Regions from separate parts of the Homo sapiens genome. Here all the other regions are linked to region 1. The links are chromatin loops, found by intact Hi-C in ENCODE. Cell type or tissue: PC-3. All regions are shown on one strand.

Evidence for each region. Hi-C counts contacts between places; a loop is a spot of excess contacts. Peaks named below come from ENCODE experiments on the same cell type or tissue, not always from the same donor. Only the 100,000 strongest peaks of a DNase experiment are listed, where the experiment ranks them.
Region 2: a loop joins it to region 1, with 4 times the contacts of the local background. A loop is called at or near these places in 5 of 110 quality-filtered maps.
Region 3: it touches region 1 in a loop (6-fold over the local background); 2 of 110 quality-filtered maps call a loop at or near these places.

What each region holds. Positions count from the first base shown.
Region 1 is chr15:38,126,687-38,134,686 of GRCh38, forward strand. No RefSeq gene overlaps it. Among named protein-coding and RNA genes, the nearest start is that of LINC01852, 58 kb to the left of the region's middle. RefSeq lists enhancers at 3,326-3,375, 3,506-3,635. In PC-3, no CTCF peak of the experiment used is centred here; DNase peaks (open chromatin) are centred at 885, 1,805, 3,175 and 4,225; H3K4me3 peaks cover 2,659 bases; H3K27ac peaks cover 4,575 bases.
Region 2 is chr15:37,998,681-38,006,680 of GRCh38, forward strand. It overlaps a transcript of TMCO5A not described here. Among named protein-coding and RNA genes, the nearest start is that of LINC02345, 38 kb to the right of the region's middle. In PC-3, a CTCF peak has its summit at 4,406 (motif pointing right); a DNase peak (open chromatin) is centred at 4,411.
Region 3 is chr15:38,192,709-38,200,708 of GRCh38, forward strand. No RefSeq gene overlaps it. Among named protein-coding and RNA genes, the nearest start is that of SPRED1, 56 kb to the right of the region's middle. In PC-3, no CTCF peak of the experiment used is centred here; DNase peaks (open chromatin) are centred at 993 and 3,013; H3K27ac peaks cover 3,690 bases.

The DNA.
Region 1 (8,000 bases):
ATAAGATAGAAGGAATAAGTTCTGGTGTTTCATTGCACATTTGGGTGATGATGGTTAACAGTAAGCCACTGTATATTACAAAATAGCTTAGAAGAGAGACTTTTGAAGTTTCTCACAGCAAAGAAATGATAAATATATGAGTGATGGATAAGCTAAATATCTGATTTGATCATTATAAAACATATATATGTACACATTAAATTATATATACCTCATAAATATGTACAATTACAATGTGCAATATAAAAAAGAAAGAAGAAAAAGAAGCTCAGGTAAGTGGTCAGTAGCCAGGAGATCCATCTGCATAGAATGCTAAGGTAGTGTGGTCTCCAAACAGATAGGGTGCATCAGATGCAAAAATTATCTATTCCCAGGCATTCAGCTGTCCTACTCCAATGCTTCTTAGCTCTTTTCTGCTGAGCTTGATCCAAGCATCTAACCTGGGAGGTAAGTGGGAAGGAAGACATATGAGTAGGAAATAAGAACAGATCATGTATTTACAGCTACTACTTATAAATTCAGATATGGATGAGAAGGGAAGAGCGATGTGGAAATGGGGGGAAACCATTCTGAAGGACTTCAGTCAGGCACTATGTCCTTGGGGAAGACATCCTGGAATCCCTTGCGTAGGCTGGAGCCCCTCCTGCTGCTCTCACAGACTCCTTCTCTTCCACCTGCCATGACATCTACCACACCCAGTGGTGACTATCCATCTCCCATCCAGGCTGCAGCCACCTTGAAAACAAGCATGATGGCTTATTCACTTTTACATGCCCTATCTACAGCAGTTTTGCAACAAGGGCTTATCAAATGTCAACAATTACCTTTATCTTATCAAACCACAAGTTCCTTATAGACAGGAAGTACACTTTTATGATACTTCATAAGGATGATATTTCAGTTGATAAAGAAGATGAAGTAATGGCCTTTGTCCTCTTATGACTCATTCAAGCAATATCTAAGACCTTAGGTGTCTACAGTCATGCCAAAGAACTCCTCTTCTTGACACTAGAAGCATATTCCTCTTACTGACTATTTCTCAAAAAGTGCTTGTCTGTGTTTGAGACTAAGTTTCAAGAATTTGAGTCTTTTAAATGCATTCCTCTCAGCTCTGTTTTCTATAATGGGCTCTTGGTAGTTTTTCAAAGAGGTAATATCACATGGTGATTAAGAGGTTGGACTGATGAAACACATTACCAGAGTTGTAGCCCAGCTCCTTCTCTTATCATCTGGTGACCCAGGGCAAGTTACATAACCTATCCGTGCCTCTGTTTTTCCATCTGTAAATGGGAATCAAGGTGGTTTTGAGGATTATCTACAATACTGGCAATTTTTATAAGTACTGGAAACAGTGCCTGGCACATAGTAAGCTATATACGTTATACAAAAATTAGCTATTATATTTTGCTTCACCAGATGCCAACTGATTACTTTGATCAACAACTATAATATCCACAATATATTGGGGTCCCACCTCAAAACATTACTGCTCTAGCCCAAATTTTGGTAAGAGGGCATTTTGTTGTAAAAATAAGTAAATATGCTTAAAATGGGGGAAAACAAGCACATGTTAATATTTCTTCATTTGTCATGAAAATAAACCATAATAAACTTCCTGAATTTATCATACAAAATTCCAAGGATTTATCTGAAGAAACTAAAATTGAGGAAGGTATGTATCTTTTTGCCTTAATCATTTCCTAAGAAGTTACTAAACCTGAGGTCATTATTATTTATACAGGAAGAGAATCTCTTATACTTCTGGAAAATTTCAAAACATGGCCAACATGTTTTCTGATCATCACCACTTCCTGTGGTGGGGTTTAAAAACCATGCCAACTTTCATAACTGCTGAGATTTACAGAGTAAAGTCTCATTTGATAATCTTGCAAAATGGATAGGCAGAATTTCTCTTCCTTTTCTAAATGCCACATATGCCAGCTTTGCAGAGAGTTAAAAAAAAAAATTCCAACCAGCTCCAAGCCGGCTTCACGCAGGAGTACACACTATTCCTCAGCTCTGTCTCCAGCGTAGCCTGGGAAATCCCTCTTGCCTCATGATGTCTCCTAGATCTAGTTATTCCAGCCTGGAATCCCTCATACTAAAGGAAGAAAGGGTTTTCACTCCAGTCTCCTAGGTTCTGGCTAGTATCTCTGGTATCTAAATAATAAAAAATAGGAAAGAATTAATTCAAAAAATAAAATGTTCATTTGTCTAAAATAACAAAGGACTAAGATATAATTTCAAATGATTGTGAATAACTTTCTCAGAATTAGCCATTTTCAAAGATTTTGTAAATAAAATAAAATAACACATGGTACTAAAATCATGCTTGAACATAACTTGATTTTTCAAAGATGTGTGCTCTGCTTTATGATCGTCTCCAGAAAGAGCAGTCCTGGTTTAATAGGATCAGAATGTGTAGCCTATGGAGCCAGAATTAAATGGTTCAAAGCGTCCTTCCAAAGTTGCTTTTTAAATAAATCCTTGCTTATTTGTTTATTTTTAGCTTGCCATTTGTCACAAGTTGAGGGGGAAAACAAATTCCACTTATTTAAGATTTTTATTTTTTTCTGATTTTGTTTACATTGCTCATCCTGGCCTTTAAAAAATATCTTTTAAATTTTATCTGGCTCATTTTGACCTATTTATATCATGTGCTTATCCCCCATTTATAGCTGTGTTAATAGGCATAGACAAGCCAGTAGTATCTCCTTTGTAAAATAGCAAAAATAACTGCTTTTTTTTTTAGTCCAACCAGCTCACACTATTAGACATATAGAGCACATTTGAGTCAAAGTCCTCTTCCTCAGAAACCCTGTTGTTACCATGGGAAAACTGTAAAAATGCTCAAATGTGGGCATGTTATAATTAGAACCAAACGTGGGCTTTATGGGACCTGTCATGATGTTTCTAGGAAGCTAGTTCTGCGTTGGCTTCATAAGACATCCTTTTCCTACAGTCATGACTCACTCCTCCTTCTCCTCACTCACCCCCACTTGTTCTGGGGTGGAAGAATGCCCAAATGCTCCAGAGACAGATGCGTAGGCGGATGTCCAGTCCACTAACGAGAACACACTTCTAGGCATTGTGGAAGTGGGACAAAGGGTTTTGCTGGGCATATTCAGAGCCAACAATGTGATGGTTATATGTTTATCACACATGGAGAGACTCATTTCTTTGGCAACCAACCCTAGCCTACTCACTAATCCACCCAACCCCTCCCATCCCTCCCTCCTTTCTTCCTTTCAGGAAAGCGTGTGCAAGTTCTCCGCAAAATGATGAATCTCTGCTCCTCAGGGGAATGTACGAATCAGAAAAGCTTTTAAAAAGGAAAGAGGAACCAAAGCCTTTGCATAAGTAGGCCAGCTGCAGAGCCTTAAGAGAGAAGGGAGGGGAGAAATCTCCTTGCGGCCATGGCCCCAAACCTCCCGGCTGCCACTTGTCTCCATTGTCTTCCCACAACCCCAAACAAGTCAGCCCACACCTCCGTGACTGCACCCGCTGTCATTTTCAGGAAAAGAGATTTTCTGAGCCCATCTTGGCATTTCTGTGAAATCACAGAAATAATTCATTGAATCACAGAACTGAAAGAGATGATCTAATCACTTTTATTTTTAAGATGATGAGAATGCCACCAGGGGAGTTTCACTGACCTGTCCATGCTCGCACAGATCTGGAAACACAGAGCCAGAACTAGAGTCCGGATCTCCTTGTCCTACTCTTTCGTCTTTCTCACATGGGCTTGTAAAAGCAAATCGTTCTGTAGATACACTCTTTTCGCCTCAGTTCCCTGGCTAGGTTTCCTTTAAAGCTTGCTTCTTCTTCGCCTGGTGTGACGTATAACGGGCATACAGATGAGCTGAGGCTGATTATAAAGACTCATCTGTAGTAACTGTTAAAAATGGAGATTCCCAGGCCTTTCCCTGGGAGATTCTGGAATAAGGCTAAGGAATTGTTTAACCAGTTTCCTGCATGTGTTTTATGATAAAGCCAGTTGAGGGAATAATGTAGTAGAGGGACGCTGGAAAAAAAAAAAAAAAAAAAAGTATGTTTGACAGGCAGCGTGTCCCAATAAGAATAGAACAAGGGCATGGAGAGGACCAGGAATTTTGCCTTCTAGCTGCTTTTTCAGTGGGTTAACCACTAGACCACACTTCCTCTCTAGGAGAGGCAAGGGATTAAAATCAAAGGTTTGCCACTGATTCATGCTGCCTGCTAATGCTGCTTATTGCGCCATGCTGTGACCCTAAGCTCTCTGGCTTGGAAACAGATGTGGGGAGTGAGAGGCCTGAGGTACTGGGGGATGGAGGAGGCGGGGGAAGGCAGACGGCCAGGGAAAGAACTTCCTCTGCTGCAAAATTTCAGGCAGGAGTGGAAGTCAGTCTAAATTGTTACCATGCAGATCTGGAATCATTTTTGCAATCTCCTGGCTCCAATTCCAGGTTTGTGCATTCTGCAACAAGAACTGAAAACTTGTTAATTAATGCTCCTCGCCTGACTTTTGCCTCTGCCCTCGTCTGAATACATATTAATATTACACGTTTAGCTTGACAGTCATTTCATTAGGCAAGAGAGTTTGGTTACCCTCCTACTCTTGCCCCATTCTCTCCCCCGTGCACACTTTAAAAGGAAGTACAGAAGAGTTAAGCAATTTGACCAAGGTTACGCTGATCTCAATATTGTAGTAGTTTGAGTAAAAGTGTAACCGAGACATTTTCAACTAAGCTTTTCAGACTGCCTTCAATATATTCTTATCATTAGGCAACTGAAAAAATGTTTTGGATTTATTTTCTCCTATGTGATGAGTACATGACATGTCCTTGGGCCTGTAGTTTACCACGTCAATGTTTATCAAAAACATGTAGGCTTTGAGTGTTAAATATCAATTCTAGAAATAGTTTTTGTACCTTCTCTGCTCATCTGGAAGTTCCATGAAGGCAGGGTGGGAATTTCAGCCTTGGTTGTCACTAGATACTGCACATGCGGTAGTGCTTAATGGCCAGGGGGTATAAGAGCTGGATTTTAGGTCTGTAGGAACTAGAGTTCTCAGATTTAACAAAGAAAAAAGCAGGATGGCCAGTTTAATTTGAATTTTGGGTTTTAAAAATGTTAATATGAGCAAGTCTCATGCAATGTTTGGTAGATACTCATATTCAACAATCATTGGGTTGAAAAAATATGATAAGTTTAGTGTAGCTGGAGCATCTAGTCTGTGTGTATTTAGCAAGGGGGCAGGGTTGATCAACATCAAGAGGTAAGGTTTGAAGTTTTTATTGGGGGAGCCTTGTGAAGTGCCTTTATGCCATGCATATGTTGGTGGAGAGAGGAGCCAGCAAGAATTTTTCAGCTGAGTGGTATGATCATTGCTGTTTTTGAAAGATAATTCTGTGGCAGATTGGAGTGGGTAGAAATTGTAGGCAGGGGGACCAATTAGGAGGTTATTGAAATAGCCTGGGCAAGGAAGGATGAACTTATTTCAACTAAGGCAGTGGTGGTGGAAATAGTGAGAGAAATTACAGGGACATGTAGGTGATAGAATCAACAAACCTTGTTGATTGATTGCCTAAGGACAGTAACATAGAGGATGGAGTTAACATAGTGTAAATCTCCAGACAAACAATAGGCATTGTTTTTAATCTAATTGTCTATCTGTAGAATGGGCTGACAATACTGACTCTACTTACTTCATTAGGCTATTGTGAAGACCAATTAAGATCATTTACGTGAAAGTGTTTTTTGACTATAAAGTGCTATAAAATACACCGTTGTTAAGAGTATATGCATCTATCTCAGTAGACACTGAACTCTTTCAGGACAAAGATTACATTTTGTTCATCTTTGGTACCCCCAGCACCTAGCACACTGCCTTGAATGTATAGATCACCAACACATTTGGAGCATCAAACCAAATTTGAAATTCTACCCTGAAAAACCAAAGTAATAAACACAGTTTTTCAATGGATCTGGCTTGGTGAAACCTTCAACAAAATCAGGGCTACAAATTCCAGGAGAAATGCCCACTTAAGGAATGCTGATGCTGAAGACAATCTCTTTCTCTTTGTTCACAGACACACTAAACACTGACGGCCATCTTAGCTGCTCATCTAGCTTTCCCTCTTTGTATCCCTCCCATTATAAATTATTTAAAATCCTAAAGAAATAATCACTTATCAAGAGGTCAGGAGATCGAGACCATCCTGGCTAGCATGGTGAAATCCCATCTCTACTAAAAACACAAAAAAATTAGGTTAGCGTGGTGGCACACACCTGTAGTCCCAACTACTTGGGAGGCTGAGGCAGGAGAATCGCTTGAACTGTGTCTGAAAAAAAAAAAAAAATCACCTGACCTGTTTTAGATATCACCCTGGTAGTGTCTGGTAAGTCCCACTAGACTCTTGAGCTTAGCTTAGTTTAGGTGAGGAATACTCTGTCCTTTATCTCTGTATTTCTGTATCTACCACCAAGCCTACTCTGTGGTTGGTGCTCAATAATAATCTTATAAATAAAAAAAGATAATAATTTGCAAATTAAATACCACTCAAACTTTGAATATGTCCAAGTCTCTATTTTCAACCAAGCAAAAAACTTGTGAATTGTATTGCAAAATATAGGTACCACATTTTCAAATAATTTCATTGGAATTTTATCCTCTCATAATAAATTTATCTCTCTTGATCATTTTTCTTTTCTTTCCTTTTTCTTGTTGATTCTGTTTGCCATTTCTTACAATATTTTGATTCTAAGGATTTTTTTATACTTCCCTGTAACTTTTTTTATTCTATGTATAATCAAAACAATATCCAGAGAGACTGCCAAAAGCAGTCTTCCACTTCCATCAACTGGAAATTATTATATATGGGTATCATTATTATTATTATTGTTTATGGTTATCATTTATTGAGCACATATCATGGGACAATTATTATACTAGACGCTTTAGCTATATTATTTAATTTAAACATTAAGCAGTCATAAAACAGCTCCTACTACCCCCTTTTTATATATAAAAACCTGAGGCTTTAAAAATGTTAAGTAAGTTATTTCAGGTCAAAGAGTTTAAAGGTGACAGAGACAGTATTTAAGCCAGGCCTCACTGATTCTACAGTCATTTTCTCACTACTCAACCAATTACTCTCAAATTCTATCAGGCATCAGAGTCTCCTGGAGAGTTTTTTAAACTACAGATGGCTGTGTCTCCCCTCCAGAGTTTCTGATTCAGTCAAGCTGGATGGGACATAATTTATAGCGCTAACAAGTTCAACCAGGTGATGCTGATGCTGCTGATCCAGGGATCACACTTTAAGAATCAACAGACTAAACAGTACTGCCTAATATTGGCTCATTATTGATCACTAGTTCTATGACATAGACCTGAGCAGCGAGGATACAAAGATAAGTGAGGCACCAGACTGGGCAACGTAAGGAGAGTCCATCTCTACAAAAAAAATTTAAAAATTAGCCTGGTGTTGTGACGCATGTCTGTAGTTCATGCTAGTTGGGAGGCTGAGGCAGGAGGATTGCCTGAGCCCAAGAATTATAATTGCCCATTGCACTCCAGCCTGGGCAACAGAGCAAGACCCAGTCTCAAAAATAAATAAATAAATAAATAAGACGAGTGAAGCAGTTGTTTCTGCCCAAGAAGTTCCTACACACTCTGCTCATCTGGCTCATTGCAAAAAGTTCCTCAAGACTGCAACTTTTCAGATCAGCCACCCTCACAAGAACAGTTGCCTAGCAATGGCTGTTTTCACCAATGAGTTAACATCAGCTCCTGCAGCAGGTCCCTGTGGCCAATGACGTTTGTTTCAAAGCAGCTTATGTGTACTTCTTCTTTTTGCCTTTAAGAGTTTTTCCTTATCCCAGCCTCTCCAGACATGCCTATGATTTGTCATAACATGAGTTTTAACCCCCTGTTTATTCCCAATTGAATTCATTTCTATCGATAGGAATTCTCTCTGTTGTTATCTTAGATTGACACATATGAGTAAACAGAATAT
Region 2 (8,000 bases), 130 kb before region 1:
AGTCTTTTGTGGTTCCATATAAATTTTAGGATTTTTTTTTTATTTCTGTGGTGAATGTCATTGGTATTTTGATAGAGATTGCATTGAATCTGTAGATTGCTTTAGGTAGTATGGACATTTGAACAATATTGATTCTTCCAATCCATGAACACGAAATAACTTTCCATTTTGTTGTGTCCTCTTCAATTTATTTAATCAGTGTTTTATAGTTTTCTTTTTTTGTTGTTGTTGTTGTTGTTTTTTGAGATGGAGTTTCGCTCTTGTTGCCCAGGCTGGAGTGCAATGGCATAATCTCAGCTCACCGCAACCTCCACCTCCCAGGTTCAAGCGATTCTCCTGTCTCAGGCTCCCTAGTAGCTGGAATTACAGGCATGCGCCACCATGCCCAGCTAATTTTACATTTTTAGTAGAGATGGAGTTTCTCCGTGTTGGTCAGGCTGGTCTTGACCTCCCGACCTCAGGTGATCTGCCTGCCTCAGCCTCCCAAAGTGCTGGGATTACAGGCGTGAGCCACCACACCTGGCCCAATCAGTGTTGTATAGTTTTAATTATCATGATCTTTCTCTTCTTTGGTTAAGTTTACATCTAGGTATTTTATTTTATTTGTAGCTATTGTAAATGGAATTGCTTTCTCGATTTCCTTTTCAGATTGTTCACTGTTGGCATATAGAAATGCTACTGATTCTTGTATGTTGATTTTGCAGTCTGTACCTTTAATGAATATGTTTTAGTTCTAGCAGATCTTTTGGCAGATTTTTTAGGTTTTTCCAAATATGAGATTACATTATCCACAAACAAGCAGAATTTGACTTCTTCCTTTTGAATTTGCAGGCCCTTTATTTCCTTATCTTGTCTGATTGCTCTAACTAGGATTTCTAGTACTATGTTGAATAACAATAGTGAAAGTGACATCCTTGTCATGTTCCAGGTCTTAGAGAAAAGATTTTGGTTTTTCCTCATTCAGTGTTATACTAGCTGTGGATCTATCACATATGGCTTTTATTGTATTGAGGTATTTTCTTCCATACCCAGTTTTTTAAGGGTTTTTTTCATAAAGGGATGTTGAATTTTATCAAATGCTTTTTCAGCATCAATTGAAATGATCATGATTTTGTCCTTCATTCTGTTGATATAATGTATCATGCTGATTGATTTGCATATGTTGAACCATCTTTGCATCCCTGGAATAAATCCCACTTGGTCATACTGAATGATCTGTCTAATGTGTTGTTGAATTTGGTTTGCTAGTATTTTGTTGAGGATTTTTACATCACTGTTCATCAGCGATATTGGCCTGTAGCTTTCTTTTTTTGATGTGTCTTTGATTTTGGTATCAGGGTAATACTGGCCATGTAGAATGAGTTTGGAAGTATTCCCCCTCCTCAATTTTTCAGAATAGTTTGAGTAGAATTGGTTTTAGATCATCTTTAAATGCTTGGTAGAATTCAGCAATGATGCCATCAGGTCCAAGGCTTTTCTTTGCTAGAAGACTTTTGATTATGGCTTCGATCTTGTAACTTGTTATTGGTCTGTTCAGGTTTTGAATTTCTTCATGATTCAATCTGGGTAGGTTGTATTTGTCTAAGAATTTAACCATTTCTTTAGGTTTCCCAATTTATTGGCATAAAGTTGCTCATGGTAGCCTGTAATTATCCTTTGAATTTCTGTGGTATTGGTTGTAATGTCTCCTTTTTCATCTCAGAATTTTTTTTATTAGGGTCTTCTCTCTTTTTTTCTTAATCTGGCTAAAAGTTTCTCGGTTTTGTTTATCTTTTCAAAAAACAAACTTTTCATTTCATTGATCTTTGTGTATTTTTATTTAAATTTCATTCATTTCTGTTAAGATTTTTATTACTTCTGTTCTTATACTAATTTTGAATTTGATTTGCTCTTGTTTTTCCAGTTCTTTAAAATGTATAATTGTGTTATTTATTTGAAGTTTTTCTACTTCTTTGAAGGTGCTTATTGCTATATCCTTTCCTCTTAGTACTGCTTTTGCTGTACCCTAAAAGTTTTATGTTGTGTTTCCATTATCATTTATTTCAAGAAGACTTTCAATTTCCTTCGTAATTTCTTCATTGACTTGCTGGTCATTCAGAAACATACTGTTTACCAGTGTTTGTACAGTTACCAACATTCCTCTTGTTATTGATTTCTAGTTTTATTCCATGTGGTCAGATAAGATACTTGATATTATTTCAATTATTTTGAATTTTTAAGACATTCTGTGGCCTAACATATGGCCTATCCTTGAAAATAATCCATATGCTGAGTAAAAGAATGTGTATTCTGCAACCATTGGATGAAATGTTCTGTAAATATCTATTAGGTGCACTTGGTCTATAGTGCAAATTAAGTCAGATGTTTCTTTGTTGCTTTTCAGTCTAGGAGATATGTCCAATGCTGAAAGTTGGATGTGGAAGTCTCTGGCTATTATTGTATTGGGGTCTATCTCTCTCTTTAGCTCTAATAATATTTGTTATATATATCTGGATGCCCCAGTGTTGGGTGCATATACATTTAAAATTCTTATATATCCTCTTGCTGCATTGACCCCTTTATCAATATATAGTGACCTTCTTTGTTTCTTCTTATAGTTTTTGTCTTGAAATCTATTTTGTATGATATAAATATGGCTACTCCTGCTCATTTCATTTTCATTTGCATAGAATATAATTGTCCATCCCTTTATGTTCAGTCTATGTCACTTTACAGGTGATGAGTGTTTTTTATAGGCAATAGATCATTGGATCTTGTTTTTTTTTTTTTTTTAACGAATTAGCCACTCTATGTCTTTTGGTTGGAGAGTTTAGTCCATTTACATTCAATGTTATTATTGATAAGTAAAGACTTACTCCTGTCATTTTAAAATTTGTATCCTGATTGTTTTGTGGTCTTCTCTTCCTTCTTTCCTGTCTTCCTTTAGTGTAGGTGATTTTCTCTGGTGGTATGTTTCAATTTCTTGCTTTTTGTTTTGGTACATCTGTTGCATGTTTTTTGATTTGAGGTTACCATGAAGCTTATAAATAATATCTTATAACTCCTTATTTTAGACTAAGCTCAACTTAATGCTGATTGCTTAAACAAAGTAACAAGCAAGCAAAGAGAGAAGTAATACAAACTCTACACTTTAAATTCATCCCCCACTTTTTAACTTTTTGTTGTTCCTATTTATATCTTATTATATTGTCTGTGTTTTGAAAAATTTTTGTAGTTACTATTTTTGATAGGTTCATCTTTTAGTCTTTGTACTCAAGATATGAGTAGATTACACACCACAATTATTGTGTTATAATATTCTGTCTTTCTGTGTACCCACTATTACCAGTGAGTTTTGTATCTCCAGATGATTTCCTAATGCTCACTAATGTCCTTTTCTTTCAGACTGAGGAAGTGGATTTAGCATTTCTTGTAGGACAGGTCTAGTATTGATGAAATCCCTCAACTTTTGTTTGTCTGGGAAAGTCTTTATTTCTCCTTCATGTTTGAAGGATATTTTCACAGGGTATGCTACTTTAGGATAAAAGGTTTTTTTTTTTTCCTTCTGCATGTTACTTATTTCTTTTCTCTTGCTGCTTTCTTTATCATTGACCTTTGGGAGCTTGATTATTAAATGTCTTGAGGTAGTCTCATTTGGATTATATCTGCTTGGTGTTCTATCACCTTCTTGTACTTAAATATTGATATCTTTCCCTAGGTTTGGGAAGTTCTGTTATTTTCTCTTTAAATATACTTTCCACCCTGGTATCTCTCTCTCTCTTTCTCTCTCTCTCTTTCCTCTTTAAGGCCAATAACTTTTAGGTTTGCCCTTTTGAGACTATTTTCTAGATCTTGCATTTATGCTTCATTCTTTTTTATTCTTTTTTTTCTTTTGTCTTCTCTGGTTGTGTATTTTCAAATAGCCTGTCTTCAAGCTCACTAATTCTTCTGCTTGATCAAGTCTACTGTTAAGAGGCTCTGATGTGTTCTTTAGTATGTCAATTGTATTTTTCAGCTCCAGAATTTCTGCTTGATTCTTTTTTTAAAATTATTTCAATCTCTTCATTAATTTCATCTGATAGGATTCTGAATTCTCTCTCTGTGTTATCTCAAATTTTGTTGAGACTCCTCAAAACAGCTATTTTGAGTTCTCTGTCTGAAAGGTCACATATCTCTGTGTCTTTGGTACTGGTCACAGGTGCTTATTTCATTCATTTGGTGAAGCCATTTTCTGGGTAGTCTTGATGCTTGTAGATGTTTGTGGGTGTCTGGATGTTGAAGAGTTAGGTATTTATTATAGTCTTCTCAGTCTGAGCTTGTTTGTGCCCATCCTTCTTGGGAAGGCTTTCCGAGTCCCTTTTCAAAGAGATTTGGGCACTGTGATCTAAGTCTTTGGTCACTGCAGTTGCATGTGCATTAGGGGGCACCCTAAGCCCAGTGATGCTGTGGCTCTTGCAGGCTTGTAGAGGTACTTCCTTGATGTCTTGAGTGAGACCTGAGAGAATTATCTGGATTATCCAGCAGAGACCCTTGTTCTCTTCCCTGACTTTCTCCCAAACAGAGTCTCTCTCTCTCTCTCTCTCTCTCTGTCTCCTCCCATCACTCTCTCCCCACTTGAAGCTAGGGGAGGAGTGACAGAAGCACTCCTGTGGCTACCACAACTGGGATTGTGCTGGGTCAGACCCAAAGCCAGCACTGGGGTCTCACTCAAGGCCCGCAGTTACCACTGCTTGGCTATCACCTATGTTCATCAAGGCCTAAGGGCTCTGTAACCAGCAGGTGGTAAATCTAGCCAAGCTCATGTCCTTCCTTTCAATGCAGTGAGTTATCCTTGGCCCATGGTGGGTGTGGGTCCAGAGATGTCATCCAGGAGCCAGGACCTGGAGTCAAGAACCTTAGGGATCTACTTGGTGCTTTATTCTACTACTGCTGGGCTGGCACCCAAGCTTTAAGACAAAGTCCTTCTCACTCTTCCCTCCTCTTTTCTCAAGCAGATGAGTCTCTCCCCATGGTCACCACTGCCCCAGGCCCACAACAAACAGTACCTGGCTACCACCATGTTCACTCAAGGCCCAAGGACTCTTCAGTCAGCTTGTGGTGCATGTTACCAGGCCTGGGATTCTCTTTTCAGGGAAATAGGCTCCTCTGTGGCCCAGGAAGGATCGAGAAATGCTGTCCAGGAGCCAAGGCCTGGAATCAGGAACCCCAGGAGCCCACTTGGTGCTCTACACCGCTGAGTAGAGCTGGTGGTACCCAAGCTTCAAAACCAAGTCCCCTTACTCTTCTTACCTCTTCTTTCCTTAAGCAAAAGGAGTCTCTTTTTGTAAGGCCCACAGCTGGGAATGTGCTGGGTCACACATGAAGCCAGCATGGCTCTGAGTCTCACCCAAGGCCCAAGGTGAATACTGCTTGGTTGCTACTGCTGATTATTCAGGACCCAAGGGCTCCTTAATCAGTAGGTGATAAATTCTGCCAGGACTGAGTCCTTCCCTTCAAGACAGCGGGTTTCCTTCTAGCCCAGAGTGTGTCTAGAAATGTCATCTGTGAGCTAGGGCCTAGAAAAGAGGCCTCAGGACTCTGCCTGGTGCCCCATTCTACTATGGCTGAGTGGATATCCAAGTTCCAAGACAAAGTCCTCTTTACTCTTCCCTCTCTTCTCCTCAAGCAGAAGGAAGAAGTTTCTCCCTGTGCTGCCTGGGGTTGGAGGAGAGGTGACCTTCCCCTGGCCACCCCATCTGGTCATGTGTGCCCCAAGTCCACTGGCTCTGAGCCAAGCACCGCACTGAGATTTGCCCAGGAATTGCAGTGCTTGTGGCTTAGACTGCCTTTCAAGTTTATTTTGAACCCCACAGCAGTTTAGCCAACAGTGGTGCTGGTGAAGCTTGTTGGAACTCAGGTTCCAACAGCCAGGATAAGTGATTCTCCTCTGGCTAGGGCTGGCCTAAATGCTCCCTCCGTGGGTGCCAACTGAGTTCTGCCTTCTGTTGCTTTCCACTGTGATAGGACAACACTGAGGTCATATGTAAAATTGCACAGTTACTGCATTCACCCTCCCCAAAGTGCACAGATTCTCTCTGAGCCAAATGGGTTAAGGGAGAAGTGATGGAGGCGATTCGAAGCTGTCTTTCCTACCCTCTTCAGTACCTCTTCCAGTGATGTGAAGTTAAAACCAGGTATTGTGATTGTTCACCTCAGTTTTCAACTTCATGAAGGTGCTTTTCTTGTATTGCTTAATTTGTTGTTCCTCTGGGGGGGTGTATAATTGCTGGAGGCTTCTATTTGGCCGTCTTGCTCTCCCTTCTGTTGAAGAGTAAAAAGATTTGTCACTATTAGACAGAATTCTCATGTGACAATAATTGCTCAAACAGAAATAACAGCTATTAACAGAGTACAGGTCTGTTTCTTTACAATGGTTTCCATCACCCCTATTGCATTATGCCCAGTCTATTTTACTCATTTGTGCCACCAGTATGCCCTTGTAGGTCTTAATCAACCTTTATTCCTAAGGGCACCTAGAGAGAGGATCCTTAAAAGGGAAATGACAGTGCCAATTGTTTGGGGAGGTGCCAAAAGACAGATAACTTTTGGAAAACAGTACTTGACAGAAAAAAAAAAAAAAAAAAAGGAAACACCAGACTGAGCACAATGGCTTATGCCTATAATCCCAGTTCTTTGGGAAGCTGAGCGCAGGTGTTTGAGAACAGCCTGAGTACCACAGCAAGACCCCATCTCTACCAAAAAAAAAAAAAAAAAAAAAAAAAAGCTAGGCATGGTGGTGCACACCTGTAGTCTAAGCTATTTAAGAGGCTGAGACAGGTGTCAGGGGAGGATCCCTTGAGCCCAGGAGTTTGAGGCTGCAGTGAGCTATGATCACACCATTGTACTCTAGCCTACGTGACAGAGTAAGACGCTGTCTCTAAAAATAAATTAATTAATTAAATAAAAAATTGTAAAAAGGAAACAACTTAGAGCAAAGTTAATACATTACAGCTCATACTGGGCTAAGTAGAAAGCACAAGTGGTTCCGGTGATTTAGAGCAGTGTGAGGAAAAAAAGACCATTGAAAACTGTATGATGAAAAAGTTTTCCTGAATCTCAGCTTCTGATTTATAAGAAGGCAAACCAGGAGTCTTCTTAACAGGTCATATGAACTTTAGAAATAGGCAAAGACTCCCTGTGCAGCAGGGATGCAGCCTTAAGTACTTTCTTTCTCACAGTTCATGGATGAAGACCGAAGGAACTGAACAGCAATAACGGAGGTTTGGCTTAGGCTGAACATTAGGAACAAACCCCCTTCCAATATTATATATGTTAAATCTGAGATAGCTGCACAGAATGATAAATTATTTGCACTTAAGTGATCTGTACCCAGTCTTAATTTATTGCTGGGGAGTGAGTGATGATATGAAGAGGTCAAGGCCATTGAAAGAACAATTTGTTGCTACTCACAGTTCCCCTAGAAACAAGAGGCACAGCACACCATGCAAGGCCACATGGGGAAGCAGCAGAGTAGATCAGGAGGCAGAAGCAGGAAGGAGCATGGCCTAGAGCCTTTATTGTGTTTTCTTCATGAGAGGCAAGGTGGGACAGGAGAAACAGCTTAGTACTGGCTAGTTTGAATAATGTCTGTGGGCTCTGATATAGCATAGGAGTGGTGTCTAGTTGCCTGGTATGATTCAGAGCAGGGAAAGTATTGAAATGTTGTATGGGAGTTAGAGAAATGAGGTGGTTGAGCTTATGGACTCAGGATTGGTTGGAGAATTTGTAATACGATTTTGAGCACCTGCAAAAGCTTGTTCACAGGGGATACGTAAACAACTTTGCCCACTGGTTTGGCCCTGTGATTAATGAATGCCAAATAGACAAATACAGAATCTAAGAAAACACAGAACATAAGTGAACACTGAGAAGCATTCAGTCCAGTCACTTCATTTTACAAATAAGGAAGTTGATATTTAAAGATGTGACCTCATTTGTCCAAAATCCACTGAAGCTTGCTAGCAGCACTGCATAAAATAAAA
Region 3 (8,000 bases), 66 kb after region 1:
CAACATGGCAGCTGGCTTCCCCCAAAAGTGGACAACATAAAAGAGAGCAAATGGAAGTGGTGATATTTTTTATGGGCTATCTTTAGAGGTCACAGATCATGACTTCTTGCCACATTTGGTGTGTTAAAAGTGAGTCGCTACCTCTGGTGGACATTGAAGTGGCAGGGAATTAGACTCCAGCTTTGAAAGGAGTTGTGTCAAAGAATTTATGGACATGTTTTAAAACCACCAAATAACCCATTAACAAATTAATGGATAAGGAGATGAGGAAAAATTTGATGTCATGACTCAAAATCAATTTTCCCAGTTTTAGAATAGAGAAGCAAAAATAACTCCACAATAGTTTAAGAGCACTATAATAAAAAAAATCAGACAGTAGATTAATATTTGGGATTACTTCTTTACTTTAATACCAACATGGATTCAGAAGTAAAATGTTCACAAATGCTTTGACATCTGAAAGCATCCTGGAAAAAAAATTTTTTTGACCAAATCCTGGAAGGTCAAAGGCCAATGGCCAGCACAGCTCTGCAGAAAATATCAGTGAGTAAAGTAAGGAATGAAACAATTGCAAAATAATAGCAACTTCTATCCTTGCAGAGTTTACAGTCTGTCCACTCATTGATTGCAGGGAACAGGAATATAGAATTTTGTTTTCTGCTGATTTATATCAGCCATACATCTGATCCTAGGATTGGAGAACTGTGCTGATAAAGGGCAAGGTAAGAATTTGAAAAAGGCATAACTTATACAAGCTATTGTAATAGTACCATCATACGTATTGCCAAGCAGAACTTTAGCACAAACCAAGATCCCTTAATCACTTTTTGTGAAGAAGAGGTTAGTATCAGTGTCCTGGCTCCCAGTTAGGGCATATACTGTCTTGTTAAAAATCTCTTGTTTTAATTGAGTGGTGCTGTCTCCTTCCCTTCCTTTCCTGGGCCATTTTTGAGCACGGAAGAATGGTTTGTGAACCATGTAAATAATAAATAACCCATGCCACACCACATTCACATAAAAAATGGTGGTGACTCATAGTGGCAAGAAGTCCAGTTTTAAAAATGTGTGAGTATGTTTGTATTTCTTTTTCATCTGAATTCCTACAAAGTAAAGATTTCACATAAGTGATTTTTCCATATGACAGAAACTTACTCCTTCAGGCACTCACACATTGTTATTTAATTTTAACTATTGTTAATGGAAACATTTGTAAAATACCATAGATGATTCTACACTTTTAAACTAAGTATGCTAAACTTCAACCTTTTCTTGATGATTCTAGATTCTCTTCATGGTTATCAAAAGTTGTTCTTTATTTTACAAGGCAATGGAAGGCCAGGTGAGGTGGCTCCCTCCTGTAATCCCAGCACTTTGGGAGGCCAAGGCGGGTGGATCACCCGAGGTCAGGAGTTTGAGACCAGCCTGGCCAACATGGTGAAACCCTGTCTCTACTAAAAATTAAAAAAAAAAAAATTAGCTGGGCATGGTGGTGCACAGCTGTAGTCCCAGCTACTTGGGAGGCTGAGGCAGGAGAATTGCTTGAACCTGGGAAGCAGAGGTTGCAGTGAGCCAGGATGGCACCATTGCACTCCAGCCTGGGCAACAAACAGTGAAACTCCATCAGGCAACATAATACAGCAGAAAGTTTATTGAATTAGAAATCAGAATGACTTCATTGAGTTTTTTAACCTCTCTGCCACACAGTTTCCTCATCTGTAGAATGGGAATATTATCTTCCCTGGAGTTCTCTTTGTTGATGATAAATATTAAATTATATAACACATGTAAATATTATCAATTATTAAATATTAAAGTGTAGACACTGAAACAAATGACTGTTTCAGCCCAAGAAGTGTTACATGGCTATGATTTTGGTATTCTTGTGTTTACTGTACCTGCATCATGATTCCCCAAAGCAGTTAGATTATGTCTAAAGTTACAGCAAATAGATCCTGAGTAAATGGATTCTACTTTAAAAAAAAGAAAAAAGTCTTACTTTTGTTCATATAGGTTTTATTTAAAATTCCACATATTTTTGATATCTGGAGTTCTCTTTTGCTTATTTTTTCCTTCTTTGCTCTTTTTGGCTAGTTGAGTTTGATAGATGGGAGATTTCTGAGTCACTGAAGTTTTATAATCTGTGTAACTTTTTTCAGCATGAACACAAATGCCATGAATATTTAATGTAATATTTCCCATGTTGACTGTTTCTCAAAATAGATCTAGGTATATAAAAATATGGCCAATGCTGACATATTTTTTTCAGTGTGAGTACAGCCACTGAGATCAGTATAGCCACACACCGTGGCCTACGTGGTTAAGTTTTCCAAGCATTTGGGGAAAGTGTTACATTGACATAGTTCTAATATTACCATCAGGCTTTAGAACATGGATTCCTAAGAAACCATAAGTTCAGCCAGCCACATTATAAACAGAGTAGATGGCACTGGGGGCATTATCCCTCCAGAGTTGTTGCATAAAGCAATGTGTCTCTCTTCCAAAGAAAACCCTTAACCTCACCTTCATAATTTCATCACAGAGCAAAAGAATAACTGAGCTACAGAAAATGCAGGCTCCAAATTTGACAGTGGTTCTGAAAGTCATTTCAGGCAATGGCTAAAGCAGTAGTTTCTAAATGCTGGACTGTGGCCGAGGGCATCAGACTTAGCTGGCAAACTTATTCCTAGCTCTGACATCACACTACTGAAATCAGATCTTTTGGAGATGAGGCATAGGCATCTGTACTTTCAACAAAACATCCCGGTGATTCTCCTGAGCAGGCCATATTTGAGAATCACTGGTCAAAATTAGGTAATTGAGATTGCCCCCACTCTGCACTATCTCACAATTGATAGAATGCTCCACAGAGAGGCACCGGACTCTACCATTCTCCCCCGTCAATAAACACTCATCTAACAATAGTACTCTGATTTCTATTCCTTCACCAACTATTTACTCAGCTCTTACCACATGCATTGTGATGGCTGCCAAATTTACAATAATGAATAAGGCAGAGATGGTCTCTTCCATCCATGAGCTCAAAACCCAGCGGTAGGAGGAGGGGGAGGTGGTGTATTACATATTAAGCAAATAACCATTAAAATTTCTGTATATCATGAGTGCTATAAAGGGAAACAATAGAGTGTTTGAGAAAGTATGACTAGTGTTCAACTATTAATGGATATGAGAGTTGTCAGAGAAGACTCCATCAAGAAATAACATTCAATTTGAGATTTGAATAATGGGCATCGTTTAGGACTATGAGCAATCCAAGATTAACAGCAGGTACACGTACCCTGCTGCAAGAGTTTCACTTCTTGCTTATGCTTGTTCTCAAATCGGAGTCTCGGATCCACTGAACAATGTGCCTTAAGGCAGCTTAGGAAAAGAACAGTCAGAATGAGAAGGAAGTCCACAGCACCAGTGGAGCCCATTAAGAAATCCCAGACCTGGATGTTTGTTTATTGTCAGTTTCCAATCTAGGGGTCTCTTAATCAGATTTTACATAGTTTAATCTAAAACAGTGGTTCTCAATCTTGGCTGTACATTGGAATCTCCTAGGAAGCTTTTAAAAATTCTGATGCCTTGGCTTCACTCCTAGAAATTCTGATTTAATTGGTCTGTGGTGTAGTCTGAACATGAGGGTTTTCTAAAGCTTTCCAGATGATTCTAACGTGTAAACAATGTTGAGAACCACTACTTAAAATAGGAAAATATTATATCTAAATTTATCAACAAGGAAAGTCAAAGGAGAGTTATAACAATCTGTGTGTTTTATATATCCCTGTTGGAAAGTGAAGAACAGCTGCTAAAATTGAACCTTAAGTCACTAGCACACCAACCACTAAAGATGGCCTCATTGACTCTCTGCTTCACATACAGATGACTCTCTTCAGCACCTGATTTGCTTTTATGAGGCAATCTTTTACATCTATGGCTGTGTGTGCTGGGCTAAGAAAGAAGATGTACATGAAAGTTAGCAAAATATCTTTTCCCTCAGAAAATTTGAAGTCCATTTGGAAAGACAGGACTAACAACAACAAAATAATAAAATGAATACAGTTCAAGGTACTAGTTAAGACAACAGAAGTTCAAGAAATGGGGGCAAGAAAAGCTTCACTGAAAGCTGGGCTGATCAAAAGAGACAAGAATATATAGGATCTAAGTGATACGGGAAGAGCAGAAAAACCAAGGCAAAGCAGCAGGAATAACCATGGTAGAAAAAGAGAATAGGGAAGAGACCTGCCTCATCCCCCACAGTGGGAGTTGAGAGTAACAAGAGATCAGCAATCTCTCCTGCTGAAGTTGGTCAATGACCAGCAGCCATTGTTACATCTTGTTTTTCAGAGAACCATTCTTCTTAGGCATCTTCCTTCATAATGAAGAAGGGTGGTTTCATTTTTCCATTTCCTTCTGTAGGAAAGATGACTAGCCATTGATTTCCAAATGTTTAGATGTCAACAGCCAGGTTTTACAATTTTTAGTTTCTCATAGATCCCCTTGTCCCCCTGGGCATAGGTAGGTAGAATAATCTCTCATATTCAATCTCTCAGGTATAAATTTCTCCAGATGACATACACAAAGGGGAATAAAATCATAACTATTACATATTATGTGCTTACTAAGGCACTGGGGAACATGAGGTAACATACATTATCTCGTTTAATCTTCACCACATTTCATTAGGAAACTATGATTCCCCATTTTTCAGATGAAAACCATGATGCTCAGAAACAGTAAGAGATTTGCCCAAGTTTGCACAGTAAGCAGTGGAACTGGCACTTTCACCCAAGTTTAACTTGTAGGTACTGCCTTTTAAAAATTTTATAACAGACAAGAAATTAAGATTCTTGGTATTGCTTTACTAAATCCAAGACCTCAGCGATCACTGTGCAGCAGAAACATCTGTGGCACTTTTTTTGACTATAGAAGTTTGGACCATCCCCCAACCCCACCTCAGAACAACTGAGAATCTCCAAGGCAGGGCCTAGAAATCTATATTTTTTAAACCCCACACATGATCATGACGTACAGCTTGGATGGAGAACAATGGGCCTATTCAGTGGCAAGGGCTGGGAAACATTTGTGTAGCTTAAATGCTACTTCCTGTGCTTATATGCCGGTCTATACAAGGCTCCTCACTTTGAAATATGTGTAGCATTTTTCTATTTAAACTGTTGGAAACAACCATAATAAAGAAAACAGCGATGATGAAAACTAATAGAAGCAAGTTTGAAAAGACACTCTACTATGGAGAAGCTCAATAAATCCCAAGTTTGGGACACTTGTGAAATGTCACCATTTCTAGTCAGTAATGGCCTATGGGATTGTTGCATTCTTCAAAAAGTATTAAAACATATTACACTAACCCTGTTTTTTTGGTTTGCTAATGTGCTTGTGGAGCTGAAGGCTGTTTGAGACTAACACAGTTGTTGATTTCAAGCTTTTCAGCATATATTTACTGCACCCTTAAAAATTATCTTCTTTAAGGCCAGGCACAGTGGCTCATGCCTGTAATCCTAGCACTTTGTGAGGCTGAGGCAGGCAGATCACGAGGTCAGGAGATCACGAACATCCTGGCTAACACGGTGAAACCCCGTCTCTAGTAAAAATACAAAAAATTAGCCGGGCGCAGTGGAGGGCTCCTGTAGTCCCAGCTACTCGGGAGGCTGAGGCAGGAAAATGGCGTGAACCTGGGAGGCGGAGCTTGCGGTGAGCTGAGATGCGCCACTGCACTCCAGCCTGGGTGACAGGGTGAGACTCCATCTCAAAAAAAAAACAAAACAAAAAAAACAACAAAAAAAAACTTTTTAAAATACATGCTAATAGAGGTCAGATGTTTACCACCATGGCAGAAAATGTGGTTTGAGACAGATTTGGGCATCATCAAATAATGATGATTTTGTTCACCAGTCACAGTATCAGCATTTTTTAATGTTTTTACAACTAGCATGTGATTATTGCAGGCAAAGGGGCTTGGACTAATCATGGTAGGCTGGGAGAACCAGAGAGGACCTTTAGAATATTTGGAAATAAGGGGGGGATAGGAAAATTTGGGTCAATCCTTTATCTTTTTGTTGGGTAGCAATTAGTTTTCATGTTGTTCAGAGTATCATTCTGAAATGATCATACTCAAAGCTAAATTTTCTTTCATTTGGAGCAAAGGACTCTCACTCAAGGGCTGTCTGTATGAAATGAGACCTAAAAAGGAAACTTCCTAAAAAGGAAATATTCTTTCATCTTTGTTAAGAACTGAAAGACATAAATGAAATAAAGTTTTATAAGCTTTATGAAATCTTTTGCTGAATGTGGCTTTTTGGAAGGTCTGTACTAATAAATTGTTTCACAAGCAATTGAAAATGACGAAGAAAGTAATGCTGTCAAGTTGTTTGCTATTTCCTAAGTATAAATACAAGATAATATAAGTAATAAGTCAACTTCTGGAGATAAGAGTTTACCTGTCATGACATCTTATGTAACAACTTATAACTTCCCAGGTTTTCAATAACAGACAAGGACACAGCAATTAAAGAAGAGTTTGGGAACACATTAACTCAATACAAGCAATAAAATTAAGGACATAAATTCATTTGCCTACCACCTCTTGCATATTTATTTGTCACAAATGGTTTAATACAGATAGGGAGGGCAGTCTACCTAGCATCCCCATATTCCATGATTAGCTGGGAGGTGGCAATTATCCGTGGCAATTAACACAGAGAGAAGGTAGAGGAGAGCAATTAACATCACAATTTCTGTGCTTTATGCAAGTCCAAATTGCCACCGATTTTTTAGTGGTAGTTTTATACAATTAGAACCTTCTGCCATTTGATGAGACCAAATCATTGGAATTTATTTTGAGAGCAATCTCACCTAGTGGGAACATCTCAAAAGCATCAACCAAAATAATGGACATGTATTTAACAGAGGAAAACCTAAGACAGCAAAGTATGGAAAATTAACTCACTATGTAAAGCAGTTTTACCGAAATAACTTTGAAATTGTAGGTTTACAGTGATCTACCAAATATTGGTGGCTCTTCTGAAAGCACCATCAACAGATAGATCTGGTATGTGCTTCAGAACATCACTACTCCAAGCCCCACTCTTGTCAGTAATGATCTTTTGCTCACATAGGTTGGGAACAGACTCACTTGCAAAGGTGAAGACAAAGGTTAAATGATGCTGAAAAAAATTTTAAGACGAATTCCCCATTTTACACGTTAGTTCTGGGTTTACAGAATCATAAAATTCCATCTGGCAGGGACCTTGAAGATCATCCAGCAATCCCTTCATTTTCCAGGTGAGGAAGCTGAAACCCAGAGGAGGTAGAGGCTAGTTCAAGATCATAGTCCTGGTTTGTTACTTAACTATTGGGTATATCAGCAGTGCTCCAGCTTATGAGAGAGAGAGAGAGACAGATTTCCCCCTTACATTCTACCAACTGGAAATTCCTTGAGATTAACAACTATCTCTTTTTTTTTTTTTTTTTTTTTTTTGAGACAGAGTCTCACTCTGTCGCCAGGCTGGAGTGCAGTGACACGATCTCGGCTCACTGCAATCTCCGCCTCCCAGGTTCAAGCGATTCCCCTGCCTCAGCCTCCCAAGTAGCTGGGACTAAAGGCGTGAGCCACCATGCCCATCTAATTTTTTGTATTTTAGTAGAGATTGGGTTTCACCATGTTGGCCAGGATGCTCTCAATCTCCTGACCTCGTGATCCACCTGTCTTGGCCTCCCAAAGTGCTGGGATTACAGGCGTGAACCACCGCACCCGCCTTTTTTTTTTTTTTTTGAAGGTGCTAAACCCATTGGTTATTTCCATATTAATGCCTTGAGTGCTTTTGACGGGCGATATCCAGATGCTTCTGTGAATGTGTAAAAGGGAGGTTTGTCTGAATCTATGTATGTGGAGAGAAGCAGAGAGACTCTATCTTGCAGGCATATAGGAGGCCTGCTGAACTTGCCATTGCATCTTGCCAGGTCGTAACTTACTTCTTGCA